2 separate regions of the Homo sapiens genome follow, and region 2 is linked to region 1. Evidence: chromatin loops called from intact Hi-C (ENCODE). Cell type or tissue: CD14-positive monocyte. All regions are shown on one strand. Each heading gives the region's core, and the rest is flanking DNA. Links, peaks and the distances in the headings are about the cores only. Region 1 holds the start of PRKAG3 (protein kinase AMP-activated non-catalytic subunit gamma 3). Region 2 overlaps TTLL4 (tubulin tyrosine ligase like 4).

Region 1 (15,719 bases), core at 1,237-3,736:
CCGAATTGTATATTTTGGTTTTTGTTTGTTTGTTTTTTTGAGGTGGCGCCTCAATTGGTCGCCCAGGGTGGAGCGCAGTGGTGCAATCTCGGCTCACTGCAACCTCCACCTCCTGGGTTCAAGTAAAATCTCCCACATCAGTCTCCTGAGTAGCTGAGATTACAGGTATGTGCCACTGCTGCTGGTTAATTTTTTTATTTTTAGTAGAGACGAAGTTTCACCATGCTGGCCAAACTGGTCTTGAACACCTGACCTCAAGTGATCCACCAGCCTTGGCCTCCCAAAGTGCGGGATTACAGGTATGAGTCACCACACTGGCCTGAATTGTATATTTTGGAAGGGTGAATTGTATGGCATATTAGTTATATCTCAAGTGAAAGAAATCTGTGAAGATCAGTTTGATAAGATTATTGTAGAAATAGATGTCAATGTAATCAATACTTGCAGAAGATTCTTGGGGGTCACCAATGTCCTAGAGGCACCACAGGAATTTCTAAGGCAACACTGCTCTGTCATGTATCTACAGGGCCTAAAATCCAACCTCAAATTGGAAACTGGAAATGCAGAGGAGAAAGGAGCTAAGCTGATGGGCGAAGTCACGAAGTCCTTGTGAGGCTGTTTCCTTACCCTTTGATGAGGTGTAGTCACAGCTTCAGAGGCTCCCCGCAAAGTTTTTGTCATCAGTGATGGAACACAAGATGTAAGAGCTGAAGAGTTATGAACACAAATGTGAAACCTTGCCTACTGGAGCTGCCACTAGAAAGCCCGCCAACATGGCATTGGGACGAATATAATCAAAGTCTCCCACCCCTAAACAGAGAAAAACAAAATATAGCATATGGCCAAAGTGATTTATCTTTATACTTTTTTTAATCTTTAAAAGATATTTATTGCCCTATAATATACCTACAGAAAAATGCACTGACCCTCAGTGTACATGAGATTCTTTCATAAATTTCATGTGTACATGCGTACTTCAAGTGTACGTGAAATGACCTCTGTTTATATTCCATCACAATGCCTGGACAAGACTTACTTAATATAAGTGAAAAAATCACTTTCTTTGACAGTGATTCATTCAGATACGTATGTAGTATCTCTACGATGAATGTGGTCATAGTCTCAGTTCCTTTCCCAGCAGTTTTTTCTCTGGAGGGAGAAACACATCAGCCCTGGTTTGAGGGTTGGCACAGAATTCATCAGTGGCCAGTGATGGGGCACAGTTCCAGGCCCCGAGACTCTCAGGAGCTCAGGGCCCCCAAGCATCACCATGAACAGATGCCACAGTGAGGCTCCCCGAGAGCCAACCCCAACCTTCCTCTATAAAGAAAGAACAACAGCGGATTAAGGATTGTTGGTTCCGCACAGCAGATAGACATTTGGCTGAAAAGGCCATGCACATCGTGTTACTCCTACCCCAGCTAATTTGAAATTGTTGGCCAAATTCAGATCCATATTTTCCGGTAAGACTTTAAGAAAACAACTTGTCTTCTTAAACAAGGCGGCACTCTTTTTTTTTTTTTTGAGACAGAGTCTCACAGTTTCGCCCAGGCTGGAGTGCAGTGGCACGATCTCGGCTCACTGCAACCTCCGCCTCCTGGGTTCATACCATTCTCCTGCCTCAGCCTCCCGAGTAGCTGGGACTACAGGCCTCCGCCACCATGCCTGGCTAATTGTTTCTATTTTTAGTAGAGACAGGGTTTCACCGTGTTAGCCAGGATGGTCTCGATCTCCTGACCTCGTGATCTGCCCACCTCGCCCTCCCAAAGTGCTGGGATTACAGGAGCGAGCCACTGCACCTGGTCTTTTTTTTTTTTTTAGATGGAGTTTCACTCTTGTCGCCCAGGCTGGAGTGCAATGGCGCGATCTCGGCTCACTGCAACCTCCGACTCCTAGGTTCAAGCAATGCTCCTGCCTCAGCCTCCCGAGTAGTTGGGATTGTAGGCGCCCGCTACAACACCCGGCTAATTTTTTGTATTTTTAGTGGAGACGGGGTTTCACCATGCTGCCCAGGCTGAGCCTCGAACTCCTGACCTCAGGTGATCCACCCGCCTCGGCCTCCCAAAGTGCTGGGATTACAGGCATGAGCCACCACGCCTGGCCAAGGCGGCACTCTTGTAAATAAAAATAGACAGGGTACCCAGTGTTGCCTGGCTATCTACATGCCCAGGTTCTATAAAAGTTTTAGCTCTGAGTGCATTTTGGCTTGGTAATAGGAGTTTGTTTCCAGGTCATTATTTATGACTCCAGTTTTAATATGCATATCAAATAAAAACTTGGGCAATTGTCATGAAAGGAACATGCAGGATATTTTAATGAACACTTCTGCATTTAAGGAGGTCTGGGAGAAGGGTGGTGAGAATGGTAATGAGTCATACATCTATGTTGCGCCACTACCCTTAGCCATTGCTTTTCGGAGACCCTAGGCCTAATTAAATAATAGCTAGACTCCATCATATGACAAATGATTGACTAGCTATGAGCATGGGGCATCCTCATTTCTCAGCCCAGTCTCATGTTCATCATGTGCTATTAGTCATAAGTCTCTAGCATTTATAGAAAATAAACACAGTTGCTCAGTTCCCACCCCCAAATGAGGAAATTAGTATGGAATGGAGCCCTGGAATCTGCATTTTGTAAGGCTTCTTTGGTGATCCTGATGCACATCCATGGTGGAGAGCTCTGAAGGGGTTGTGAGAAGAGAGACGGGAAAGCGAAGGAAGCTACAGAAACCCAGAGAGGCCCGCAGAGGTCTGAGGAGGGGCTGGGGGCACGGAGGCAGCAGTGCCTGGAAAACCAGTCCCGCCCCAAGTTCACATGCAGGAACAGAGTGGGCGGCACAGCGGGCTGCACACAGGGCACGTCTTCGATTCAGAGCTGGAGTGGAAGAAGCAGCCGCCGCAGCCCCGGTGGAAACTCCGTGACTCTTTTCTAGCAGCCATCATGGCTGCAAGGGCCGGGCTGTGACCAAAGGAGGGGTCTGAGGCAGGGAGGGTGGCATGTGCCCTTACAGAGAAGGTCCCACAGAGCAGAGCCACCCAGAGGCACAGCCTCAAAGGACTGACCTGTTACAAGATCCCAGAGCCCTAGGCTCCCCAGGAACACTGTCACTGGAGAGATCCTCTCTGGGCCCAGACCCAACCATCACCCAACTCCAATCCTCTCCCTTGAGCCCAAGACCCTGGACCTTCCCTGGGCGGGACCACAGCAGAGCCAGCACTGACCCTCAGGTTTTGGCAAAATGTCTAGTGAGGGAACATCTTCATTTATGGTCCAACCAATTCAGTACAAAGCCTCTGCCTTCTCGCTCTGTGAGGTAAGGGGAAGGGGTCATGTTTTAGAGACAGTAATCTCCCCCTTCTCTGGACAGCCAGACATGTGGTGCCCGTTGCCACAGGGAAGGTGACATAGCAGAAGCGAGCCTTGGCTTTGGAATTTTAAAAGCTTGATTCTGAAGGTGGGTGGCAAGAACTCAGGACACTTACAGTGCATTTGGAAGAATATATGATGGGTTAAAGAATAAAAGCCTCCTCTCTCCCCCACTGGTCAAGATTCCATAGGTTGGCAGGGCTTGGGGAGCAAGGCGAATGTTGACATTTCTGGAATTCTTGAGAAAAGGACCCTGAGAAGGAGGTTGCGGCTAAAGAGGGGGAAAGTATGACAAATACTCCATATAGGTTTGGAGGTGATAAGTGTAGGCAAGCACTGGGTAGAAGAACCCACACGCTTCCTGGGTAGAGCCTGGGAAAACAGCAAGCCACAGAGCGGAACAAGGGACTGGGCTGTCTATCTTAGCAGTTGGCCTGGAACAGAATTACTGAGCTTCCTGAAGCCAGAGGGTGTGCAGGGCCAGGAGCTAGAATCTTCCACATGCTCCAAGCCACAGGTCCCCAAATAGGCTTTGTGGAAGTGAAGGAGCCCCTGGCAGACCTTGCATGACCAACTGATGACCAGATGGGGAGGGGATGTCCAGGCAGGTGCGAGCATGGACGGATGATGATAGCCGAGGAACAGAGTCTTACATGACTTAAAGCCACACCCCCACCCGACCGAGCTTAACCCCAGGAAAAGGTCAGGGGGAGACTTTGAATTGACTGAGATTAATTTCTACCACCTGCTGAAACGGGGTTCCTAATAGAAATTACATTCTGTGTTAGAAAAATAAAGTTATGCTTCTTGCAGATTAGAGTTTGTAGGCTGAGTTGTACCTACTATATAAGTAATGAATTAATTTTTTCTTTATGATTTTGTAAAGAAAAGAGAAGAAAGAAATTTCAGTAGAATAGCGCTACATTGCAAGAGAAACGGCACTTGTGATTTTTATCCATTTTCCTTCTAGTCTTTGAATTTAGAAAGCACAAGTCTCTTGCCACAAGTTCAGGTCAAATGACTGCAGCATTTTGAGTGAAACCAATAAAATCTAAGTTCATGGATTGTTCCTTTTGTTTTGTTTTCTCAATTGCTCATTCTCAGGGGTCCATATACAAGGCCATCCATCCCTGGAGACTAAGAACATGGCTCACTGCGAGAGCTAAGGAGTTTTCTGGACAAGAATGGAGGGAGGACTCCCCACCTCCAACAGGCAGTTCTATAAATAACGGCTGCTCCATGGTGGCCCCTGAAATGCAGCATTTCAGCAGCCTTGAAATGACAAAGCCTGGAGAGTAGGAGGGCAGTGGCGACGTTGCTGGGAACAACAGCTGGGACTCCCAGGAGCTGAAGGCTGAAGCCATAGGTAGCCCAGAAACCGAGGAATCCAGAAGCCCTGACTAAACCCACTGGGGCCATCCGACCCAGTCAGGCGGCAAGGGGATGGGCGGGCATGGAGCACAGATGGCCCTGGGGTAATCCTAGTGCCTCTGGTTCAGGGACCTCCAAGCTTGACTCAGCTGTTCTCCTTAATTTCATCATCCCATGGTGCACTGGGCATGCCCGAGGGCTTCTGGGAGCACAGGTAGGGCAAGGGCAATTTGGGAGGGCTGAAGAAGCCTGTGGGGAAAAGAAAAGGGAAGATGGTGACCACATAGGAGGGACAGCGGCCTTTCCAACAGGGGACCCTTGCCAGCCATGGTGAGTAGATGGAATCTGTGCCCATCCTCTGCAAGCCCCTAGCAAACGTGTGACCAGGAAAGAGTCTGAGATCATGTCACATTTCCTGAGATGAGCACGTAGGTAGAAGCTCCTTCCTTTAAGCTTTAGTTCTTACTGGGGATGGAAATTCCATCCAACAAATGTTGATATAGCTTGCTTCCTTCTAAGGGGATTTCCAGCAGGTGGAAATTGAATTGTGAGGGAACAAGTAAATCTTCCCAGAGTGTCTGAAGTCACATCGCAGCCTTAGCTTTTAGCCGGGGCTTTGTCCCTCCCTTCTAGGACAGTCTCCATGACCTCAGCTGAAAATGGGACAAAGTGGGGACCTGTGAGTCCTTACACTTGCAGTTTTCACAGGGCTGCTCAGCTTTGAGCTTGGCCACTCCCATCCTCAGGGTGTCCCAATCTGAGATCCAGGAAATCAGGAAGACTAAGAGGCTGGTGTCATGGCCCAGGGCAGAGCCTACCTGAATCATAGCTGAACCAGCAAATGGGGGTGGGGGAAGATGAAGGCTGAGTTCTCCAGTTCCCTTCATTGGCTTCCAGGTGTGCAGGTGGCTTGGGATTGAGGACTCAGATCTTCTCAGGCCCCGAGGGCATCGATGCCAGCAGGGCTGAGCACCAGTGCCTGAAGGATGTCGGAGAGGGAGACCACGCCCAAGAGATGCTGGGTCTCGTCCACTAGCACCAGCCTGTGTACCTGTGGGTCCGCAATGTTCAGTGAGGGGGCAGAGCCATGGGGCTACAGCAGCTACTGAGGTTGGTGCCAAGAATCAGGGGAAACAACCCAACATGACTGAGGGAGAGAGCGTCTCCTAGAAACCAGTTAGGGATGGTGTGACCGGCCTAAGGTGATCAGTTGGCAGTGACCCCTGGCATAAGGGCCCCATGGACAGGACCAGGTGCAGGCCAGTGTGGGCACCAGGAGTTGGTCATGAAATGGAAGGATAGGCCAGGTGCCCGATGTTCAGGGATGGCTGGAGCCGTGCATGAGAAGGACTGGGCTATATGTGTTGGGGGCATGAATGGAGGGCACACGGTACCTGCTCCCGAGCAATCCTGTCGATCACTTCCCCCAAGCTCTCGTGGGGCTGGCAGGAAAGGACTCCCTCCAGACATAGTGTCCTCTGCCTCAGGGCTTCTCCCACACTCATGTCCAGGTGGTTGTAGGTTTGCTGGGCAGCCAGGTGCTGGGGCAGAGAGAGAAGTATGGCTCCTAGTCACCCCCTTGCCTGGGCTCCTACCCTACAGATGTCAACCCCTGCATACTTGTCAAGGTCCCCCTGGTCCACAGAGGCCCCCCACCCATCCCCACACCCTTAGCCTCCCTGCAGCATCCCACCTTTCCAGCGACACTTACAATCACATCAAAGCGGGAATAGAGGCCCACGACCTGACCTGCAGAGGGTGGTTGTGGGGGGTGGGGGGAGAAAGACAGGGAAGAGGCTCCGGTCAGAACCGGGGTGCTGTGTAGAGGGCCTAGGGCTATTTGCATCAGGGTGCCACTACCAGAACCCAAGGATCAAACTTAGCATCCCAGAGTGAGACAGCCTGACATTGAGCATCCTGAGGAAATGCAGTGTGAGTAACATGGCACCACCTACAAAATAGTCTAGCCTCGAATTTATTGCCCAAATCTCTTCAAGCCTTTAGATATAATTTCAGTTTACAGGAAACCCAGGAATAGAGAACAAAGTAAAGGCCAGCTCTAGAAAGCAAACAGACAAATCTGGATGTGGGGTATCCTATAGGACAACTGACCCAGGCTTTTCAACTCACCCACGTCATAACAATTTAGGGGGAATGGAGCTGTTATAGATTTAAAGAGATTTAAGGAACAAAAGACACGAATGTAAACCATGGACTTCAATTGGATCCTGTTTTGAACACATCAACTATGAAAAATACATTCCCTTGGGAGGCCGAGGTGGGTGGATCACAAGGTCAGGAGTTCAAAACCAGCCTGGCCAACATAGTGAAACCCCATCTCTACTAAAGATACAAAAAATTAGCCAGGTGTGATGGCACGCACCTGTAAACCCAGCTATTTGGGCGGCTGAGGCAGGAGAATTGCTTGAATCTGGGAGGTGGAGGTTGCAGTGAGCCAAGATTGCACCATTGCATTCTAGCCCAGGCGACAGAGCAAGACTCTGTCTCAAAAAAAAAAAAAAAAAAAATTCTTGGCCGGTCGCGGTGGCTCATGCCTGTAATCCCAACACTTTGGGAGGCCAAGACAGGTGGATCACTTGAGGTCAGGAGTTGGAGACTGGCCTGGCCTATATGGTGAAACCTCATCTCTACTAAAAATACCCCCCAAAAATTAGCTGGGCGTGGTGTCATTTGCCTGTAATCCCAGCTACTCAGGAGGCTGAGGCACAAGAATCACTTGAACTCGGGAGGCAGAGGTTGCAGTGAGCCGAGATGGCACCACTGCACTTTAGCCTGAGTGACAGAGGGAGACTCCATCCCAAAACAACACCCAAAATACCCAACATTCTTGAGGAAATGGAGAAGTGAGAATAAGGATTGGATGTCAGACAATAATATGAATTATTCATGGTTTTGTTTGGTGGTATAAAATGCACTTTTTTTTTTTTTTTTTGGAGTCTCGCTCTGTTGCCAGGCTGGAGTACAGTGGCGCGATCTTGGCTCACTGCAACCTCTGCCTCCCAGGTTCAACCGATTCTCCTACCTCAGCCTCCTAAGTAGCTGGGACTAGAGGTGTGCGCCACCATGCCCAGCTAATTTTTTTTTGTAGTTTTAGTAGAGATGGGGTTTCATCATATTGGCCAGGATAGTCTCGATCTCTTGACCTCGTGATCCGCCCACCTTGGCCTCCCAAAGTGCTGGGATTACAGGCATGAGCCACCGCCCCTGGCCAAAAATACACTTGTTTTAAGAAGTGCAGACTAAAGTGTTTAGGGGTGAAATGACATGATGTCTGTAATTTACTTTGAATTACTTCAGAGAAAAAGATGAACTGGTTATGGCAATATAGTAACAGTAGTTAATCTAGGCAATGGATATAGGTGGTTCATTATGCAATTTCTTTCTACCATTTCTATACATTTGAAGTTTTTTATAATCAAAAATAAATTGAAAACACTTCTTGATATCTATCTTAATTATGGTGATTTTAGCTTTGAAATATTTCATAGCCATCATTCAACCAAAGAAATAATCTTGTCATTTCTGCAGCCCTTTTTCAGTGTAGGAAATTGAGGGCTGGCTGGGGGCCCGAGGTCCCATGGCACATTTAATTTTTTAAATTTTATTATTTCGTTATTATTATTTTAGAGACAGGGTCTTGCTCTGTTGCCCAGGTTGGAGTGTCACTGTATGTAAACTCAAACTCCTGGCCTCAAGCGACCTTCTCGCTCTGGCCTCTCTCAAAGGGCTGGCATTACAGCCATGCACCACGTGTCCGGCTCCATTTTAAGATGAACTGAAACTAAAATCTGCTGCTTCCTCTCGCTATGCCCATTTTCATGCACATAACCTTTTAAATCCTCCTGTGAAGTCAGAAAGATGAGTGTTGTGAAGAATCCCATTTCACAAAGGAGGAAACTGAGGCACAGAGAGGCTAAGCAACTTGCCCAAGTCTCAGAGTAGACGGAGACTTCTAATCCCCAGTCCATCCTGTACCCCCCACAGGGATGGCATGAGAAACCCTGCCCTTCCCATATTCTCCCCACCAGGTTCTCCCAGGCCCCAGCCCAGCCCGAGCCTCTCATCCTGGGGGTGGGTACCACATTCGTTGACCACAGGCAGTGCAGACACACGCCGGTCCACAAAGATGTCCAGTGCAGTCAGGATGGGTGCTGTCTCCAGCACCACAGCCAAGTCTCGGAATGTGCCGATGCCCAAATCTTGGATAGTGCGGTAGAGGAAGGAGGGCCGGGGCAGCAGGGAACCCTGGTTAGGATGGGGACCAGGTGGAGATCAGGGATCCAGCAGCTTCAAGAGGGCTCCCAGCTCTTCCCCACGACTGCTAGGGCTGAAGACTCCTCAGGCCCTCTGATCACCTGCCCAGGTCTCCCCCTTCCTCCCACCTGGGCCCAGGCTTACAAAGATGTGCAGGAACTTGAGCAGGCGTTTGTGTGTGAGGATGTGGAGTACGTTGCCTGACACCGGGTCAAGAACAGGCAGGCGATGGATCCGGTTCTTGATGAGGGTGTAGACAGCTTCAAACAGGCTGCAGAGATGGGAGCAGTGAGCCTCGGGGCAGCCTAGGGAGAGACAACCTCCATCCCAGGCCCCTAAAAAGGAGGGCAGGGCACCAAGGCTCCCTTGTCTGTGTGCCGCCTAGGATGAAGAGGTGAGTTCAGAGCTGAGTGGGACTGGGGAAGGGGACTGTGGGAGGAGGAGGCTCAGGTGAATGAGCAGAGACACCCACCTATCATTAGGAGAGATGGAGACCAGAGGCTTGAAGCAGCCTTGCAGGTAGATCTCTGCAGAAAGAGCCAGAGTCAGGCCAGGGGAGCCGGTCACCTGCCTCACCTTGCAGTCCCAGGCAGCTTCCCTTCCGTCAGGCACCCGAGGCTCCTATTGTCCCTCCCCTGTTCACTCCAGGACATCCCCACTGCCCATCCTCCACCTTAAGCCCTGGCCCACCATCACCAACAGCCCTTTCCGGGTTCCTCTCCCCACTCACCCCTCCAGGTCTCAATCTTATGTTGTTCAATCTCATAGATCTGGACCTAGAGACATCGACAGGACTCCAGAAGTCAGAAAGACGTGGGCTTCTAGGGCACCAGGCTCCAGGAGGACTCCCCTCCGCCCCCGCCCCTCTGGGTGCCCATAAGATTCCCAGCCCACTCCTCACCAGGGGGGACCTGTAGTAGCGATGCAGCACCAGGATGAAGTCAGTGATGGTCAGCATCCCTGCAGGGAGGGGCGGGGAGGAGGTCAGCCCGGGGCCTTTGGGTGGAAGGCAGGTTGAGGGTCAGATCCCCTCCCCACCCTGCCAGTGTCCTTGTGCTGAGACACAGTGGGGACTGTGGGAACAGGACAGTGGGGCAGCCCCCCAGGCCTGAGAAGTGGGGCTCTTTCTCTCCTGCCTCCCCCCATTTGCTCCCTAGCACCTATGGCACAGGGCCATGCAGTAGCGGAGGTGAAAGGTGTCAGCTGGTCATAGCGGCTCCACAGATGGGGAAATTGAGCCCCAGGGTCTCCCAGCTGGCCATGCAGACTCCGGATGGACTTTCCTCCACCCTGGCCCCTGGCTGGGCTTGGCCTGAAGCCAAGCTTGTGGTATATCAGAGATCAGCCCCAGAACAACCGTACAAGATCTCCCCCTCACCTCCTCCATCTCCCTTCACCTCCCCAGCCTCTCCTCACCCACAAAGCTCTGCTTCTTGCTGTCCCATAGAGGGGCTGCCCGCACACCGTTGGCCACCAGAGCAAAGAAGGCCTTCTTGATCTGAGGGGCCAGGGAGAACAGTCAAGGGTGGGTCCCGAGAGACCCTCACCCCCCTCTCTGCCCCTCAGTGCGCACCTCCCATCTGCCTGCTGTCCCCTCCCTGTCCCACCCAGGGTTCTTCCATGGGGCCTTCTCCTGGACCCTCCTCTACACCAGCTGGCCTGTCTTCCTCATGTCACAGTACACGCTAGACATGATCGTTGCTGGGGACATGTACATAGATAAGGCTGTGGCCTGAGACCATGAGCCCCTCACCTGGCACACCAGGGAGTGAGAAATTCTAAGTTCATGTTTCCATTTGGAGGGTATGTGTGTACAGACACAGTCTAGTTTTTGATAGACTAAGTACCGGAGGCATAGTTATTTACATAACACTTGCATATTTACATACTTTTTTTGTAGATAAATTTTATATTGACTCATTTTGTGCCCCGTCCTAAGCAGTACTATCTGCACATGCTGGTTATATTTTTTTAACACAGCCTAAAACAAATATAAAGCTACTGAAATAGACATATTTTTTCACGAACCATTAGAATCAAAATGCATGCTATGGACAATACATACACCGTGTTTTGGGAAACACTGCACTGCATAACAATGATAAGAATAAGATTATAGACATTTATAGCTAAGCCTAATGGAAGAGCAGGTGCCAGAGCTCATTATTTTTTCTGTTACCAAGAGAGTCCCCTACTCTTTTTTCTAAGTCACTCTGTGATGCCTTTTTTTTTTTTTGACATGGAATTTCGCACTGTCTCCCGGGCTGGAGTGCAGTGGCACGATCTCGGCTCACTGCAACCTCTGCCTCCTGGGTTCAAGTGATTCGCCTACCTCAGCCTCCAAAGTAGCTGGGATTACAGGCGCCCACCACCACGGCCGGCTAATTTTTTGTATTTTTTTTTTTAGTAGAGATGGGGTTTCACCATGTTGGTCAGGCCGGTCTCGAACTCCTGACCTTGTGATTTGCCCACCTCGACCTCCTAAAGTGCTGGGATTACAGACATGAGCCACCGTGCCCGGCCTCTGCAATGTCTTACACATACTTTGTTCACGCTTTATACTGGGTAGTCCAAGAATCCTCTGAACTATGTAGGGTGCAGCAGGCATTTCGATCCCCATTTTAGAGACAAGAAAGGTAATGTAACTCAAGGTCCTACAGCTACTAAGTGGCAGAGCTGTGATGACAATTACGTGTGCTAACAGAGAGTAGAAGCTGTCCCTCCCCCAACTGGCCTCCATAGTGCTAAGAAGGAGTCCTTTCAGGGGGCTTGCAGGGGCACCTGGCTCAGCAGGGCATCCTGCAGGGTGGGAGTGGCGGCTGCAGCACCGTGTGGATGGAGAGTGAGTACAGGTTGGGCAGAGCCGTGGCCTCACCTCCAGCATGGTGTCGAAGATGACTAGCTTGGAGCTAGTTGCCATGGCATCGTAGCAGGTGTGCTCCTGCATGAAGCGCATGTAGATCTGGGCGCCGGGTTTCCGCAGTTCGTCATCCCAGCCCAGCTTGGGAAATGGGGCCTGCGGGGACAGGCACAGGGCAGGCCTCTCTTCCAGCAGGCCTTCTAGCTCACACTCCCAGGCCTCTGTGGCTGGGAACTCCGTGGCCAGCTCCACATCATCTGTGCTGGAGCCTGCAGCTGAGGCTGTACAGTCAGAGGGGAGGCAGTCCCACCCTGTTGGTGGAGTGCCCACCCCGGCAGGATCAGCTTGAGCCAAGGGTGTGGTCTTGGGGAATGTGGCCTCCAGCCCGGTGGACTCAGCAGCTGGCCTGGACCGGGGACCTGTTTGGGGGAGGAGGGGAAGAGGACAGTAACTCCATCTTCCAAAGCACGTTCTCATCTGCTGTCGCCATTCATCTCACAGCAGCAGTGGGAAGCCTGGATGCTGTGGCCCTATTTGCAGGTGAGGGGCTGACCTGAGAGTCGCCCCAGGTAGTGGCTCTGTCCCATCTTTCTGAGTTGGCCATGCTGGCCTCTGGCACTGCAGTGCCTTGTTCTCTACTATGTAGGGAGACTGAGGCCACAAGATGAAGGTTGGGTCCAACTCTGTGTTATGGAGGGACCTGAGGTAGAGACCAGACCCAGGCTCCTCTGGGATTTCCCACTCCCCTGGCTCCCACCTCCCCAGAACTGGCCTTGGCCTCACCTTCCCCCTGACCTGGTGGCTCCCCTTCCTCCACCGACTTCTGCCTTGTCCATCTCAAGGCTTTGGCCCTCCGTTTCCCACGGATTCTTTCTGAGCTGCTGGTCACAGCTGGTGATGGCCATGAGCTGCTGTTTTCTTGCTCTAGGAAGCTCATCTCTGGAAGGGGAATGGGGCCTGTTTGGTTAATAGGGAGTAATGCATCAAAATCAATTCAAATGTTATTCATAATCTTTAGGATTTGCAAGCTTCCAATGGGCTTTTCTCCAACATATTTCTCATTTAAAACTTACAGCAGCCTTATAAAGCAGGCATTATTATCATCCCTATTTTGCTAGTGAGGGACCAGAAATTCAGAGAGGTTAAGCAATTTGCTGCAAATCACACAGCAAGTAAGTGGGAAAGTCACTTCTGAAAAGAGGAAATTGGAGGTGAGGGAAACACACCTGGGGAAAGGAGGAAGAACAATGAGGAAGAAAGACCAAAAGGAGGAAGATAAAAGCCAGGCTGGGAGGGAATTGGGGTCCCAGAAAAGTGGGGGACAAGGAGGTGGGGGAAGAGGTTAGGCCCCAGGGAGGGGGCATTCTCCCTACCTTGATGCTCAGAACCCCCAAGGCTGCTCCAGGAAGGGGTCTGTGGGGAGAAGAGTTTCTGAAGGAGTGGGGAAAGTGCCTTACATTCCCAAACCCCTTCTCCCTGAACACACGCCTACACACCCATGCACACCAATACACACGCTCAGACACACGCCATACACAGACATGCAGCCATACACAAACACACACAGAAACACACACATCCAAACACTCCCAGGCACACAGAACCACACACACTCACAATACATATGCCCAAACATGCACATGCCCATATTCACGAGAAAATCCAGACCAAACACACACCAGAAGACACACACGCCCACACACACATTCACAGCCCGTGCGCTCAATCTTCTGGCCTCAGCTGCCCCGGCTCCGGCTCCCCTGGGACCCCCATACCCTGCGCAGTGCGTGCTCCAGCCCGGGCTCCATGTGGCCAGCCCCAGACCAACTGAGAGCAAGTGTGCGACACTGTGGCTGGGCTGCACTATTCTGGGCCCGGCCCCGGGCACCCTGCCCTGCCAGGATCGGTTTCTCTCTGATTGGGTGTCAGGCAATGAGAGGGAGGGGCCCCCATTTGCTCAGCTGCTACAGCCCTGAAGGCTGGGGGTTGCTGGGAGGGAAGGGGCGCACCGGATAATCTGGGTACTTGGTCCTCAGCTGCCTCCTGGGTCACTGAGGACAAGCTAGAGGGACCCTTTTTGAGGGGATGTGGCTTGGAGCATGTGGGAACATGGTCATTGAGCAGAGTTGGGCTCTCAGAGTCCTGAGCCCCTATTCCAAGAGCCTCCCTCATCTTTATCAGGCACCAAAGAAGGGAACATGGAGGCAGATCAGCATAACTTTCTTCCTTGTTCTAATTTCAGTAGAGGGTGGTGCTGGAGTTAGAAAGGGCAAGTTGCAGCCAGCTCAGAGGCTGGAGATGAGGCAAGGGGTTTGTGGGTAGTCCAGGAGAGCAGCTAGTGTATGTCCAGATGTCCAGATTTGAGTCCCTGGAGTGTGTCCCTCTCTCAGGTGAAGGAGATGGAGTGGGTGTTTCAGGCAGGTGAAGAGCTGTGAGAATCACCTCGAAGGCGTGGGGAGCACTCAGAGCTCCCCGCAGGGGAAGAGACATCTGTTTCCACCTGTGGTTGGGAGATATGCCTGGGTGTGCAGGTGTCCCAGCCCCCAACCCTCTGTGAGTGCTGTGCCTACATCCCTGGTGCCAACAGGATCCCAGCCTGGCTCCAGTAGCTGCCACCCTCTTCCTTGGCATTCCCGGAGCCTGAGTCAATGTCCGGATTGGGAATGCTGACCCAGCTGCTCCGGCTTTCCTCTCTCTGCCCCTCCCTTTCTCTCCTCCTTCCAGCCTCTTCCATCCCAGCCCTGGCCCTGGAGTGGACACTCAACAACAGACTGGTGAATTTCTGTCTGAGTTTATTACATGTGTTTTCCATCAACCCTCAATGTTCCTACTCTGCCAATGGGGAGGGTGGAGGAGAATGGAGTTGGGAGGACAGCCTTGGCCAGGGCTGTTCCTGTGGTCCCCAGCCTTTCTCAAGGACATCTGCTCACTGGACAGTGGGAACTGGCTCAGAGGACAGAGATCAGTGTAAGAGAATTTCCTTCACACCAAGCATGTTTTTTCAAATGGACTCAAGATAGCCACCACCAGTTTGAGAGAAAGGAGAGTAGGAAGAACACCAAGTCCAGAGTGTTCAAGCATAAAAATAAGGTCTACATGAGGCCATTGGCTGTGGTTACTCAAACATGGAGCCACTCAGAAGGCTTCTAAGATTGTGAGGGTGTTGTATTGGCAAAGAAACCATAAGCCTGATCAGCAAAGCCTGGTTTGACACCCCTTCCCTTGCCTTATTCCCAGCCCTCCAAATCCGCACCAGCAGGAAGAGGGCTGTGAAGGCTGGAAGGACTGCAGAAAGCACAAGTTTGCCAGTGTGGGACAAAGGATATTGGATAAACAACAGCTTCCCAGCAGGAAAAGCCAGAGGCTACATAGGAGAGTGGAAAGGGGAGATCTTCCCAGAGAGCAGAACCAGGGGTGGTCAAATGTGCTGACCAAGAACTTACTCCACTGCCAGGAAAGGGCTTAGCCATTCCTGCCCAACCAGATTTGATAATTAAGATCCAGCAGCTGCTGGGTGTTTGCCATTCTTTCAGTTGCAAGTGGATTTTTTTTTTTGAGACAGTGTCTCACTATGTTGTCCACGCTAGTCTCAAACTCCTGGGCTCAATGATCCTCCTATCTCAGTAGCTGGGACTATAGGCGCGTAGCAGTGTGCTCAGCATGAGTCAGTGTTTTAATTGAGCTTACCCTCTTCTTCCTCCACTGTTGTCTGTGGGGAGTAGGAGGTGCAAATCACCTGCCTGTTAGTTTTTAGGTCACCAGACCATAGGGTGTCCATCTACCTGGAAGAAGGAACTGCCCACCCCTCAGATAGCCTGGACTCTCAGCTGGGTGCCGTACTCAG
Region 2 (15,719 bases), core at 8,046-10,545, 93 kb before region 1:
CTCTCGACCTCAGGTGATCTGCCCACCTCGGCCTCCCAAAGTACTGGGATTTCAGGCATGAACCACTGCGCCCGGCCAGCAATAGATTTTCTAACATAGGCTACTAATCATTCACACTCCTTTAAGGAGGAAACTTGAGGCAAAATCACCCCATAAAGATTGGAGGACAGAACTGTATAGGCAGTTTCCAAATGCTGCATGAAGATGACAAAGTAGGATGTTCAGATTCCTGAGAATGGGTGTTTTAAAGGGGAGAGTCTGGAGCCAGGGACATCAGTCAGGCTGCTTACCTTAACAGTCCTGCACTTGGTGTTAGAGGGGTTGGAGACTGGGCTGAGGCAGCCATGCAAATAGAAGGGGATGTTTCAGGCCATTTTGTTGATCCATACAACTTTCTGCAGTTTTTTATTCTTCACTCTTACCCCTTTATTCAAGTTTTATTTTTATTTTTAACAGTTTTGTGGAGGTATAATTCACATTGAACATATCCATCGTTTCTAAGTCAATTTTTTAAAAACTTTTGTTCTAGGAAGACTTAGTGTTCCATAAAGTTGTTGGGGGAGGAGACTTGGGCAATATTGCTAATAGGAGGCCAAACTGGACCAGGGTTCTTCCCACCCCCTTCTGCCAGCGTGGCTCTGTATTTGAGGTTAAAGATCCCCAGAGATTTCCTATAAAAGCCATCATGAAGCTTATAGGGCATATCACTAGGGTAAGTGAACAGTGGTGTGAGATAGCCTTGGGAAAGTATCACGTGAGAGGGACACACAACAGGTGCTCGTGGAGAGGGTGGGTCTTGAGCTGGGTCTGGAAAAGGTAAATAAAATATGGTAAGGATTCACAAGGAAGAAGCTTAGTGGAGTAAAGCCCTGCAGACAGGCATTTGAAAGGTTTATTCCAGGAATTTAGTGTAAGACCAGCGCAGTTCACATAACAGAGTTCAAGGTAGGAGGAAATGGAAATAAGCCTTAAAAAAAAAAAAAAAAAGATTAAGGGTCGACTATGGAGTCTTGTGGACCAAAGCTAAGAAATCTCACATGACAGTCATCTGGAATGCTTGTTAAAACTGCAGACTCATGGCCCTACTCCACACCAACTGAATCCTCTTGAAGGTGAATCTCAGGACTTTGCATCTCAGGTTATTCTGATGCAGGTGGGCCACCACAGTGTTTAGTAAGTGCTCATGGACCGTTTTTGAAAAGGGATTGACCTGATGAAGCAATACAGCAAAATTAATCTGGAGGTTGCCTGCAGGGTGGAATTAGGAAGGGCACACCTTGGAGACACATGCTTCAGTCAGTGCTGTTGCAGTAAGTCCAGATCTAGGGGCATGGTGGAAATAATAAAAGGAGGAAGAATGCTAAGTAGACAGAGTGTCTTAAATTTCATGACTGGTTTCCCTTTGGGGAAATAAAGTAAAGGAAAAAGTCAGAAATAACTTAGTTTTCCTCTTAGGTGATTTGGAGAAAGAAGGGTCCACTCAAGGAAATGGGACGATCAGGAGTGGAGAGCTAGTTTGACACACTAGATTGAAGTGGTTGGACATGCATTTGGAAAGGTGGAACAGGCAGTTGGTGATGCAGACATGAAACTTGAGACGACAAATCTGCAAAATGACTCTTCTGCAGATAATAGTTGACATTGTGAGAGAGATTGATTTGATGTGGGGGAGGATGAAAGAACTGGAGGATTTTGGATTGGCCTCAGGAGGAGGAAAGACACTATTGAAGGGGTTGGGTACAGCTGTGGCAGAGTGCACGCACTGAGTAAAAAATAGCAACAAGGAGATGGTGGTAAGAGGGGAACGCCTTTTTCATATGAATAGGTCCAACTCGTGGCTTTGCTGATGTGATATTGTGATATAATAAGAAATACTCCAGCCTGGTCAGCATGGTGAAACCCTGTCTCTACAAAAATACAAAAATTATCCGGGCACGATGGCGGGTGCCTGTAATCCCGGCTATTCGGGAGGCTGAGGCGGGAGAATTGCATGAACGCGGGAGGCAGAGGTTGCAGCGAGCCGAGATCGTACCATTGCACTCCAGCCTGGGCAACACAGTGAGACTCCGGTCTCAAAAAAAAAAAAAAAAAGAAAGAAATACATAATTGGGGTGTGCCCCTGGTTCCTGGCTCCTAAAACCTTCAGAACTTGTAAGTGATAAGTGTCTTTTTATATGCTAATGAGATGATTGATAGCTGGGGACTCCTGAATAGCCTCAAGATGGGAGGCTGATTGCCGAGAGAACCAACCATGTGATTAGAGGGTTGGAACTTTCAGTTCCATCCCCCACCTTCTGGGAAGGGGAGTGGAGCCAAAGATTGAGCTGACTACCAATGGCCAGTGATTTATTCAGTCATGCCTATTAATGAAACCTGCATAAAAACCCAAAAGGACAGGGTTTGGATTGTTGAGCACATGAATGTACCTGGCACTCCCGGTAACAGCACGGAAGCTCCAAGCCCTTTTCCCCATCCCTTGCCCTATGCATCATGTATCTCTTCCATGTGGCTGTTCATCTGTATCCTTTGTAATAAATAGGTAAATGTAAGTGAAGTGTTTCCCTGAGTTCTGTGAGTTGTTCTAACAAATTGATCAAACCCCATGGGGGGGTTTTGGGAACCTCAATTTACCCCCAATTAATTAATTAATTAATTAATTAAGAGGTGGGGTTCTGCCATGTGGCCCAGGCTAATTTTGAACTCCTGGGCTCAAGCGATTCGCCCCACCCAAGGTGTTGGGATTACAGGTGTGCGTCACCGCGCCTGGCCAGGGAACACCAATTTATAGCAAATCAATCAGAAGCACAGGTCACAACCTGTGCCTTGCAATTGGAATCTGAAGTGGAAGCAGCCTTGTGGTACTGAGCCCTTAACCTGTGAGATCTGATGCTATCTTTAGGTAAATAGTGTCAGAATTGAATTATAGGATATCCAGCTGGTGGCCTCTGGAGCATTCCTTGGTGTGTGTGCCTCACACATTTTGATGACCAGAGGTGAAATATTCTGTACTGTGTTAAGAGTGACTATGTAAGGGAGTGAAAAAAGTTTTTTCCCCCTTAGCTGGTCATAGCTGTTGTAGATGCATTTGTTTATTCAGCAAATATTTAATGAGCCCTGATTACCATTCTAGGGCTGGATACATAAGCTCTGTGAAAAAGTCCCTGTGCTCAAAGCTTTCATTCTGGAAGATAGACAGATAGCAAAGAAATGCATAAATAATTGAGGTTTTTATTTTAAAATAGCCAGGCCCAGTGGCTCATACCTGTAATCTCAGCACTTTTGAGAGGCTGAGGCAAGAGGATCACTTGAGGGCAGGAATTCGAGACCAACTGGGGCAACATAGTGAGACTCTGTCTCTATTTAAAAAAAAAAATTAAAAAACTCAGAAGTTAAAATTAGGGCCAGGTGTAGGGGTTCATGTCTGCAGTCCCAGCACTTTGGGAAGCTGAGGTGGGAGAATCGCTTGAGCCCAGGAGTTTGAGACTAGCCCTGGCAAGATAGCAAGACCTTATCTCTACAAAAAATAAAAAAGTTAGCTGGGTGCGGTGGAACACACCAGTAGTTCCAGCTCCTTGGGAGGGTGAGATAGGAGGACCATGAGCCCAGGAGGTCAAACCTTGGTGACCAAGTGACCTGGTCTCAAACAAACAAAAAGAAATTAAAATTGTAGGAAAAGGTATACACAGATAAGTCATCTTTGTCTGTTTCCAACCTCATTGGTAGTTTTTAAAAAAATTACCAGCTTCTTTGTTCATCTTTTTTTTTTTTGAGCCAAGTGTAAGGAAATATAAATATATAATAATTTTAGATAGTGGAGGAATGAAATGGAGGGAATAAAACAAGGTAATGAAATAGGGAATGATTGGGGTAGGACAATATTAGATAGGATTGACAAGGAAGGCCTTTTTAGTTGAATACTGAGTGAAAGAACTAAGCCAGCCATTCAAAGATCTGAGTGTTTCAGAGGAAACCACAAAGATCCAGAGGTGGGAACGTTCCTCATGAGAGGAAGAGTGGCTCTGGATAAGGTCAGAGAGTCAGGAATCAGATCACATAGTCCTGGAAGCCATCAGATGATCTTAAGCTGTGTTTTAAAAAGAGTACTGTGTTTTGAAAAAGTAGCCACTGTCTGGAAAATAGATGATATAGAAGCCAGTAAATCAGCAGTTGAGAGATGATGGTAGCTTGACTAAGGTAATGACAGTGGAAATGGGGAAGAATAGCCAGATTCAAAGACATATATTTGAAGCTGGAAGGACTTGTTGATGGATTAAGTGGAATTGAAGATCTGCTGAGGTCAGGGTGAAAGCATCATTATGACAGGCATGTCGGGAGTTTCTGTGTTGTATGGAGGCCTGTCCAGGGACTAAGCTCCTTCTGCCTGAATATTTTTTATTGAAGTCTTCTTTGTGCAATTACAGCTTATTTCTTGGCCCTGACTCTGAAAGATTAATTGGACAAGAGGGGAATGTGATTGATCTGTTCTTCTCTCACTTTCCCCTAGCATGACTTGGTTAGAATCTGACATTCCCACCTTACTTTCAAGGAGATTAACAGATAACATGTTCTTTTCTTTTGAATAACAGTGGTTATAGAACCCTTGAGCTTGCCACAGTGCCCTCCTTGTTTCTTTGACTCTAGCCCTAAAATCCTTATCTCAGCCTCTAGGTTCCTGTTTCTCAGCTGGGTGCTGACAGCAACTGTTTTCTCAGTTGAGGGCACAACAAGGACTTGTGTTTTATTGGGATGTGAGGTTTTACACAGAATCACATTTAAATAGCATTTTCCCTCTAAGTATTGGAGACCTCCTACCAGCTTGTATGTTGATGGGTCCTAGAGAAAGTGCTTCCATTAAACTTTATCTGCCAGGCTTGAGTAATATGCCTTCCCTTGAACTCCCCTTGAGCCAGAGTTTACAAATTCACTGGCCATTGAGAGAGGTTGATTAATGGGTGCAAATACACATTCAAGATGATGCATTTTTGTTTGGAAATTGCAGAAGTGATGATATATCCTTAAGTGCATCATATCATGAAGCACATAATATCATCATTAGTAATAGTACAAATTGACATGGGCCTCATCATAAGATGCAACTAAGGATATATCATCACTTCAGACAAGGCCAAATTGAGTTTCATTCTTTAGAATAACTGGTCTGTATTCTTCAGAAGTGTCAAGCTCATTAAAGAAAAATAAAGGCTGAGGAACTATTACAGATTAAAGGAGACTAAAAAGATATGAAGGTGAATACAACTTGTGATCCTGGGCCAGATAAAGGACATTGATGGGACAGTTGGCAATATTTGGATAAGATCTGTGTATTAGATAATAGTAATATAGTTTATAGTATTATCAATGCTAATTTTTTGAATATAAGAGAATATCCTGGTTTTAGCAAACATTTAGGAAGTTTTTAGGAAGTATTCAGATGCAAAGGGGTATCATGTCTGCAACTTATGCTCAAACATTTCAAAAACCAGTTCACACAGAGATATATGTGAGAGAGAATATGAATGAATAATAAAACAAGTGTGGTAAAGTATTAACATTTGATGAATCTGGGGAAAGAGTAAACAGGAATTCTTTGTACTATTTTTGTAACTTTTTGCAAGTCTGAGATAATTGCAAAATTAAAAAAAAATTTTTTTAAACCTCATTACTACTTAAAGGGAAGTTTGGTTTTCCTCAGACCAGAAGGCAGGTAGCACACCAATCAACTTCAACTTTTCTTTGAAATTATACTGGTAGAAATAGATTTTAACAGTGAATGACTCAAGCAAATGGACTTACTTCTTGCTCCATTACCTGAAACAGGCCTACCCTTCCCCCTACTCTTCCTGGCCTCTGTTAACCACCAATCTGTTCTCTATATTCTGAAATCCACTTTTTTAAACTCCCACTTATGAGTGAGAACATGCCGTATTTGTCTTTCTGTGCTTGGCTTATTTTACTTTATATAATGACCTCTAGTTCCATACATGTTGCTGCAAATGATGGGAGTTCATTCTTTGTTTATGGCTCCATAATATTCCATTGTGTATATATACCACATTTCCTTTATTCATAGTCCATTTACATTCAGTGTTGTTATTGATAAGTAAGGACTTACTACTGCCATTTTGCTGCTTGATTTGTGGTTTCTTTGTAACTCCTCTTTCTTACTGTTTTTGTAGTTTTTTTCTAGTAGTATGGTTTAATTAATTGCTTTTTATTTTTAGTGGATTTATTACAGGTTTTTGTGGTTATCTGTGGTTATTGTGAGACTTATAAAAAACAGCTTATACTTATTTTATTTTCGTATTTTATTTTTTATTGAGACAGGGTTTCACTCTGTCATCCAGGCTGGAGTGCAGTGGCGTGATCATGGCTCACTGCAGTCTCGACTTCTTGGGCTCAGGCGATCCTTCTACTTCAGCTCCCCGACTAGCTGGGACCATAGGCACATGCCACCACACCCAGCTAATTTTTATTTTTTATTATTATTTGTAAAGATGGGTCTTGCTATGTTTCCCAGGCTGGTCTTGAACTCCTGGGCTCAAACGATCCTCCCACCTTGGCCTCCCAAAGTGCAAGCATGAGCCACTGCGCCCACCCTAGAACAAGTCATTTTAAGAGATGATAACTTTTTTTGTTTGAGACAGAATCTTGCTGTGTCCCCTAGCGTGGAATGCAGTGGTGTATTCACAGCTCACCACAGCCTCCATCTCCTGGGCTCAAGCGCTTTTCCTACCTTAGCCTCCCAAGTAGCTGGGATTACAGGCATGTGCCATCATGCCTAGCTAATTTTTTATGGTTTTTTTTTTGTAGAGATAGGATCTCACTATGTTTCCCAGGTTGGTCTTGAACTCCAAAAAATAGAAGTGAACAAATAAAGAACCATAAAAACATTCTACACTTTAACTCTGTCCTCCATGCGTTTTAACTATTTGTGTCTCAATTTACATATTTTTTATATTGCCTTTTTTTTTTGGAGACAAAGTCTTACGCTGTCGTCCATGCTGGGGTGTAGTGGCGTGATCTCGGCTCACCGCAACCTCCACCTCCTGGGTTCAAGCAATTCTCCTGCCTCAGCCTCCCAAGTAGCTGGGATTATAGGCACATGCCACCACACCTGGCTAATTTTTGTATTTTTAGTAGAGATGGGGTTTCACCGTGTTGGCCAGGCTGGTCTTGAACTCCTGGCCTCAAGTGGTCTGCCCGCCTCAGCCTCCCAAGGTGCTGGGATTACAGATGTGAGCCACCATGCCCAGCCTTATTTGCCTATTTCTTAAGAAGTTGCTGTAGCTATTATTATTTTTGACAAGTTTGTCTTTTGGGCTTCATACTAGAGTTATGATTAGATTGCATATCATAATTAGGGTATTAGACTGTTTGAGTTTGTCCATTTACCTAATTTTACTAGTGGATTTTATGCCTTCAAATGTTTTCTTTTTGCATGTTAATTTTTTTTTCCCCTTCAAATTGAAGAACTATCTTTAGCATTACTTTTAAGACGGGTCTGGTGGTAGTGAATTCTTTCAGCTTTTGTTTATCTGGGAAAGACTATCTCTCATATTTGAAGGGTAGTTTTGCTGGATACAGTATTCTTGGAGGGTAGTTTTTTTCAGCAGTTTGAAATGTTTCACTCTCTCACTTGGATAATTTCCGAGGAGAATTTTGTTGCCAGATGAATTGGAGCTCCCTTATATGTATTTGCTTCTTTTCTCTTGCTCCTTTTAAAATATTGTTTGCCCTTGAACCTTGAGAGGTTTAATTATTATATGCCTAGGGGTAGTCTTATTTGGGTTGAATCTGTTTGGTGTTCCCTGATCTTCTTGGACTTGGATATATGTATCTCTCTCAAGTTTTGAAAAGTTTTCTGTTGTTTATTTTTTTTCCGAGACAGAGTCTCAGTCTGTCAGGCCCAGGCTGGAGTGCAGTGGCACGATCTCAGCTCACTGCAACCTCTGCCTCCCGGGTTCAAGCGATTCTTATGCCTCAGCCTCATAAATAGCTGGGATTACAGGCGTGTGCCACCACATCCAGCTAATTTTTTCTGGTTTTAGTAGAAATGGGGTTTCACTGTCTTGGCCAGGCTGGTCTCGAACTCCTGGCCTCAAGTGATCCACCTGCCTCAGCCTCCCAAAGTGCTGGGATTATAGGCGTGAGCCACCACGCCTGGCCTCTTTTGTGAAATTTCTTATAGACCAGTAACTAGTTTCTTTCTTTCTTTTTTTTTTGAGATGGAGTCTCAGTCTGTCGCCCAGGCTGGAGTGTAGTGATGCAATCTCAGCTCACTGCAACCTTTGCCTCCCGGGTTCAAGTGATTGTCCTGCCTCAGCCTCCTGTAGCCTGTAGCTGGGATTACAGGTGTGCACCACCATGCTGGCTAATTTTTGTACTTTTAATAGAGATGGGGTTTCACCATGTTGGTCAGGCAGGTCTCAAGCTCCAGACCTCAAATGATCCACCCACCTCGGCCTCCCAAAGTGCTGGGATTACAGGTGTGAGCCACTGTGCCCAGACTGCTAATTTCTTTTAGTAAGCCACCCCTGTAGCTTGTTTAGCTCCCTCTTGAATACCAGTAATTGTTAGATTTGGTCTTTTGAGGTAGTTTTCTGTATCTTATAGGTTATCTTTGTTGCTTTTCATTCTGTTTTCTTTTTTCTCCTTTGTGTATTTTCAGATAGACTGTCTTCAAGCTCACTGATATTTTCCTCTGCTTGATCCATTGTGCTGTTGAGAGCCTCTAGTAAATTTTTCAGGTAAGCAAATTTATTTCTCAGTTCTAAGATTTGTTTTAAAAATTATTATTAACAATCTCTTTGTTAAATTTCTCTGATAAATTTCTGAATTTGCTTTTCTGTGTTATCTTGGAGATCACCAAGTTTCCTTATAACTGCTATTTTGTTTGGGAGGCCAAGGGGGGTGGATCACAAGGTCAGGAGATCGAGATCATCCTGGCTAACACGGTGAAACCCTGTCTTTGCTAAAAATAAAAAAATTAGCTGGGCATGGTGGCGGGCGCCTGTAGTCCCAGCTACTCAGGAGGCTGAGGCTGAGGCAGGATAATGGTGTGAACCCAGGAGGTGGAGCTTGCAGTGAGCCAAGTTCACACCACTGCACTCCAGCCTGGGCGACAGACAAAGTGAGACTCTGTCTCAAAAAAAAACAAACAAAAAAACCCTGCTATTCTGAGTTCCTGGTTAGAGAGCTCATGTATTACTGCCTCATTAGAGTTAGTCACTGTTTTCTTGCTTTGTCCATTTCTTGCTTTGTCATAGTTCTCTGTTTGCTGTTATTTCTTGTGGATATATGTGTATGTCTTTACACTGAAGGATTATTTATTCCAGTCTTCTCTGTCTGGCTTGTTATTGGATATGTTTGTTTAGAGATTTTTTGTAACTTAACCTGTTGACTTATCTTTTTTTTAAATCACTAGGTCACTACCTCTTTTTCAACACTAGATGGCATCTTGGCCCCAGGTTTGTCTTGGCTTTAGCGCAGTGTTCCCCAACCTTTTTGGCCCCAGAGACCAGTTTTGTGGAAGACAATTTTTCCACTGACTGGGGTGGGTGGGTGGGGGAGGCGATGGTTTGGGGATGATTCAAGCACATTAAATTTTTTGTGCACTCTATTTCTGTAAATACATTGTAATATATAATGAAATAATTATATAACTCACCATAATGTAGAATCAGTGGGAGCCCTGGGCTTGTTTTCCTGAAACTAGATGGTCCCATCTGGGGGTGATGGAAGATAGTGACAGATCATCAGGCATTAGATTCTCATAAGAAGCATGCAACCTAGATCCCTTACATGGGCAGTTCATAATAGGGTGAGCGCTCCTATGAGAATCTAATGTTGCCGCTGAGCCTATAGGAGGTGGATCTCAGGTGGTAATGCTTACCTAAGTGGTAATGCCCGCTTGCCCAATGCTCAGCTCCTGCTGTGTGGCCTGGTTTCCTAACAGGCCATGGACCAGTACCAATCTGTGGCCCAAGAGTTGGGGACCCTGCTTTGGAGCACTGCCCTTCGCAAATGGAGGAGGTCCCAAATGGTAGAGGTCCCAAAAGGAATATCCTGGCAATGTGGGAAGGCTGACTAGGGATTTGTGCCCAGGAGACCTGTAGAACATACCTCCTATAGAGAGAAGTGCTGCTGAACAGCCACTCTGATTTGGTATCTCCTTTGGCTGAGTTACAGAGCAGAGAGTCCAGGGCTGAATATGGTAGTCCCACCTTGCTTTGTTTCTGTCTGTCTTTAGGGATGTTTCTCTCTTCAGGCACTCTTGATGCTTTCTGTGGGTTGAGGCATGGACAGGGAAGCTGGTGGTCTATTTTTTTTTTTTTTTTTTTTGGCGGGGGGGGGCATAGTTTTGTTCTTGTTGCCCAGGCTGGAATGCAATGGCATGATCTCGGCTCACTGTAGCCTCCACCTCCCAGGTTCAAGAGATGCTCCTGCCTCAGCCTCCCAAGTAGCTGGGATTATGGATGCCCACCACCATGCCCGGTTAATTTTTTATATTTTTAGTAGAGACGGGGTTTCGCCATGTTGGCCAGGCTGGTCTCGAACTCCTGGCCTCAGGTGATCCGTCTGCCTCGGCCTCCCAAAGTGCTGGGATTACAGACGTGAGCCACTGCGCCCAACCTGGTTGTCTATCTTGATATCACTTTTTCCACTTTAGAAATTGTGAGTTGGGGGCAGGTTTTCTATGTCCTTGGTCCCAGGAAGATTGAGGGAGGGGATGCTGCAGATGTGGAAGTCCAGTTTTCTTACCACCTTGTCAGAATTTTTTCCCTTCTCTGTGGTCCCAGGAACGGTCTCCTCTTCATACTTGAGTTCTGGGATTTTACTGGTGATAATCTTGGTGCTGTGTATTTGTGTTTGGTTTTCTGTGAGGAAGAGTGAAGCCAGCTTGCTTCTACACTGCCATTTTGGAACCAGAAGTCCCTATTCTTAGATACTTTATTCTTTTTGGTGCTGTTGTGAATGGAATTGTGTATTTCATTTTTACATGTTGTTTGTTTGTTGCTAGTATGTAGAACTAAAACTAACTTTCGTGTATTGATTGTGTATTCTGTGACCTTACTAAACTTGGTTATTAGTTCTAGTAGGATTTTTTATTTGATAAATGTTTTAGGATTTTCTTTTCTCTCTCTTTTTAAAAAAAAAAAAAACAAAAAAAAAAAAAACAGGATCTTATTCTGTCACCCAGGCTGAAGTTCAGTGGTGTGATCATGGCACATTGCAGCTTCGACCTCCCAGGCTCAAGTGATCCTCCCACTTCAGCCTCCTCAGTAGCTGGGACTACAGGCTTGTGCTAATTTTTAAAATTTTTTGTAGAGATAATGTCTCCCTATATTGCTCAGGCTGTTCTCAAACTCATGGTCTTAAGTGATCCTTCTATTTCATCTTCCTAAAGTATTGGGATTACAGGCGTGAGCCAATGTGCCCAGCCAGGATTTTCTATGTACAAGATCATATGTCCTACAAATAATGACAGTTTTACTTCTTCCTTTCCAATCTGTGTATCTTTGATTTCTTTTTCTTGCCATGTCAAACTGCTTAGAATTTCTAGTATAGGGTCTAATAGAAATGGAGGTTAGGCATGGTGGCTCATGCCTGTAATCCCAGTACTTTGGGAGGCCGAGGTGGGCAGATCACGAGGTCAGGAGTTTGAGACCAGCCTGGCCAATATGGTGAAACCCCATCTTTACTAAAAATCCAAAAAAAAAAAAAAAAAAAAAAAAAAAAAAAAAAAAAAGAAAAAAAATTAGCTGGGTGTGGTGGCGCGTGCCTGTAGCCCCAGCTACTCGGGAGGCTGAGGCAGAACAACCACTTGAACCTGGGAGGGGGAGGTTGCAGTGAGCTGAGATCATGCCACTGCACTCCAGCCTGGGCAACAGAGCGAGACGCTGTCTCAAAGTAAATAAATAAATAAATAAATAAAATAAAAAAGAAATGGAGAGAGTGGACATCCTTGTCTTATTCCTAATCTCAGAGGAAAAGCATCTCATAATTGACTATTAAGTATGATGTTAGCTGTATCTATGGTCTTTTGACATGTCTCTATCAAATTTTGACCACTTCCTTACTTTTTGGCAGCACAAAATATTCCATTCCCATCTCCTGCTCTCCCTGCCCCAACCTTGGAATCAGCCATTTTTCAAGGAGCTCTGGCTGCTTTTATTAACAGATAGTATTTAAAATACTATCTGTTACAGGTGTGCACCACCATGCCGGGTGTGGTGGCTCATGCCTATAATCCCAGAGCTTTGGGAGGCCAAGGCAGGAGGATCATTTGAGGACAGAGTTTGAGACCAGCCTGGGCAACATAGTGGAACTCTATTGCTATAAAAATAAAATAAAGTAAAAAATTAGCTAGGCATGGTGGTGTATACTGGTAGTCCTAGCTACTCAGGAGACTGAGGTGGGCAGATGGTTTGAGCCCAGGAGTCCTAGGCTGCAGTGAGTTATGACTACACCGCTGCACTCCAGCCTTGGTGACAGAGGGAGACCTTGTCTAAAAAAAAAAAAAGAATTGGCTGGGCACGGTGGCTCACACCTGTAATCCCAGCACTTTGAGAGGCCGAGGTGGGTGGATCACTTGAGGTCAGGAGTTCGAGGCCAGCCTAGTCAACATAGTGAAACCCCATCTCTACTAAAAATACAAAAATTAGCCAGGCGTCGTGGCGGGTGCCTGTAATCCCAGCTACTTGGAAGGCTGAGGCAGGAGAATCACTTGAACCCGGGAGGCAGAGGTTGCAGTGAGCCAAGATTGTACCACTACACTCCAGCGTGGGCAACAGAGTGAGACTCTGTTTCCAAAAAAAAAAAAAATTTCACAAAAGCTCCCAAATAACAAGACGGTTCTGTTTTACAAAAGAACATTGCTTGTCCTCGCTGAAGTTTTGTAGTGGAATAATTGTTGCCTATTCCTTGTATTTTTCTGCCTTCATCACAGCTTATGAAGGGGCAGAGGGGAGATAGATCATTTGGTGCCAGTGAGAATGAGAGTTGTAACTACCTTGCTGCAAACGTTTACTGGGAGCCACTGTGCTTTTTGTGTGCTTTATGCGAATTTTTAAACTTCACCTCCCACAACTTCAGTCGGGGTATGGTACTTCCTTTCTCTTGTCTTTCCCTGAACATTCCAGCTGTGCGGTTTCAGAGTTGCATGTGATTCACTACTGATCAGTGCTCTGATTGTCATGAGTCACCACAAGGCCGTAGCTGCTCATGCAGCCTGGCTGTGAGGAGGACCTAGATTGAGGAATTTAGCTACAGAAATAGGCTTGTTTTCTTCTAAACTTGAACTCTGCCTGCTATAGCTTAGTGTTTATACCCTGTTTGCCCCTTAAGCCCTCCTGTTCCCTAGGGATCCTGTGTAGGAACAAGAAACACATTAGATCATTGCTCCATAAAATGTTAGATTATTCAAAATATCATTTTTCAGGTGAGGTCAATTTATTGGCCCCTAAAGTAAGTTCCTTGCAAGCTGCTGATTGGAGGGTCAGCTGATGGTAGATCCTTTGGACTTAGTAACAGAGAGTAAGTATGAATGTCTTGAGCTATCTTTAAGTAGTATAAATATGTAGTTAATCCTTTATAATTTACATAGTCAGCAATTACTCTTTATAAGTTTAGATTTGTTTAAGTTGGGAGTTTTTGAAATGGGCTTCCAGTAGTAGCCAGTACATAGCCTTCTACATATGTAAATACCTTTTCTCCTGTTGTCTTTCTTTTGATGTTTCTTCCTAAAATACTTCCTGGGAGATGAGCAGTCTGCCTTTTGGATCCTAGAGGCGCACATATACACAAAGTGTGCATTATCACAGTACACTTAGAAATATAAGGGACACTGGGAGAAAGGTCTTCCAGGTGTCATCGTAGGAGGGCAGAGTATATCACAGGGAATGGGCTTGATGACTTTGCTGAAAATTGCCCTTCGAGTATGTGCTGTCGGTAGGGTCTGGGTGCCAGACATTATTTGCCTCTCTGGACTTTGACTTTATGGCAGAACTCACTATGTTAGCTTTTAAAACAAGGTTCTCACTTCCTTCACTTCTTAGATTTTGGGTCTTCAGAAGCTTTTTAAAGTTTGTCACTTGCATTCCTGTAGGGCAGTGGGCAGGATGCGGGAAAAGATGACCTGTGGCAGTGATTGGGGGTCTGGGACCCAAGCTGCCTGAATGCTTTAGTTAGGCCTCTGCCTCCCAACCATTTGAGGTTTTGATCTCATCAGGAATCTCTATAAGGAGAAGGAAGGAAGTTGTTTTTAGCAACCATCATTTCCCTGTCTTAACGTGACACTACTTCTGAACCTCAAACACTGAAACTAGGTTGGAGCATTTGTATGTGATACTGTCGTGAGTGATACTGTTTACTTGGCATTCTTGAAGTTACTCTCTGCAGAGTATCTGATGCAACAAATTTGTCTTTGCTTGGTAATTCCTAACACAGCCATCTTATCCAACCTTGGATATCTCTTACTAACTTTGGAGCTATTTCCCAGAAAGAGAGTTACAGAAACATCCTCTCACCTGCTTGGCCCTTGAGTCCAGACATATTTCTTTAGGAAGACAGTGGCCCTTATCCAACTTGCTATACTACACATCATGGGGACTGTATTAGTTCGTTCTCGTACTGCTATAAAGAAATACCTGAGACTGGGTGATTTATAAAGAAAAGAGGTTTAATTGGCTCATGGTTCTGCAGGCTGTATGGGTAGCATGGCTGCGGAGGCCTCAGGAAACATTCAGTTGTGGCGGAAGGGGAAGCAGGCACGTCTTCACATGGCCAGAGCAGGAGAGAGAGAAAGCAGGGTGGTGCTACACACTTTTAAACAACCAGATCTCATGAGAACTCACTATCATGAGAACAGCAAGGGGGAAATCCGCCTCCATGATCCAGTCACCTCCTCCAACATTGGGGATTACAACTCAACATGAGATTTGGTGGGGACACAAATGCAAACCATATAGGGACTATGAGAGGAGACAAGAAGTGGGAAATGACCATTGCAGAGATATGAGATCTGGAATACCTTAGAGAGAAGAGAATCCACTCTACTCTAGTACCTGCCCAGGTGTGTTGTTTAACACTTTGTCTGGGAGCAGGCCACCTGCAGCTTCTGAGGAGGGTAGGCATGTATCCTTGTCCTCCCTCTTCCTCTTTTGGATTAAAAGCCAAGCCAGCTGGGTGTTGGGCTATTTGTGTTCATGTGCTTGGCACTGAGGGTTCATGTGGTGGGATGTAGCAAGGCAAACATTGAGCAATGTGTGTGCAAAAGGAAGTGTTGTGCAGTGAGTGCCTGTGGCTACAAGGGAGAGTGGGATTGGCTGTGGTGTTGATGAGAAGTCAGTGATGTGCTTTTAGGGACTTTCCACAAAGGGCCTTGGTATAAACATGGAGGAGTGTTTCCAACCTGGCTTTTGTCTGGTACCTAAAGATTAAAGATAATGGAGGGGATGGAGTCTAAATATGTGTTTCATTCTGTTTAATAGGCATTGTAGACTCAGACAGATTTGAGTTTTAATCTAGGCACTGCTACTTATTGGTTATTTAATTATAGGAAAGTTACTTAACTTTTCTGAGTCTTGGATTCATCATCAGTAAACTGAATGTAAGGTTTTTTTTAGGATTAAATGAGATAATATGGATAAAATGCCTAGCATGGTACCAGACATTCATTAGGTGCCCAAACTAGTATTCAAGTTTGTTTCCCCTTCATT

The links. A loop is a pair of places that touch in the nucleus more often than their neighbours do. Peaks named below come from ENCODE experiments on the same cell type or tissue, not always from the same donor. Only the 100,000 strongest peaks of a DNase experiment are listed, where the experiment ranks them.
Region 2: it touches region 1 in a loop (2.7-fold over the local background); 14 of 110 quality-filtered maps call a loop at or near these places.

What each region holds. Positions count from the first base shown.
Region 1 is chr2:218,818,088-218,833,806 of GRCh38, forward strand. PRKAG3 (protein kinase AMP-activated non-catalytic subunit gamma 3) reads right to left here and starts at 13,716. Exons shown (of 14, transcript NM_017431.4): 1 at 13,651-13,716; 2 at 13,249-13,288; 3 at 12,659-12,814; 4 at 11,891-12,294; 5 at 10,432-10,513; 6 at 9,917-9,975; 7 at 9,746-9,791; 8 at 9,488-9,542; 9 at 9,160-9,286; 10 at 8,841-9,006; 11 at 6,452-6,489; 12 at 6,135-6,281; 13 at 5,559-5,791; 14 at 4,221-4,989. The coding sequence starts at 13,683. The coding sequence ends at 5,675. MIR9500 (microRNA 9500) reads left to right here and starts at 5,003; the gene lies at 5,003-5,067. RefSeq lists an enhancer at 4,775-5,974. In CD14-positive monocyte, for the core only: no CTCF peak of the experiment used is centred there; a DNase peak (open chromatin) is centred at 2,504; H3K27ac peaks cover 1,882 bases.
Region 2 is chr2:218,718,601-218,734,319 of GRCh38, forward strand. TTLL4 (tubulin tyrosine ligase like 4) reads left to right here. Exons shown (of 20, transcript NM_014640.5): 2 at 8,669-8,747. Among named protein-coding and RNA genes, the nearest start is that of TTLL4, 16 kb to the left of the region's middle. RefSeq lists a silencer at 966-1,263. In CD14-positive monocyte, for the core only: CTCF peaks have their summits at 9,441 (motif pointing right) and 9,647; a DNase peak (open chromatin) is centred at 9,481; H3K27ac peaks cover 607 bases.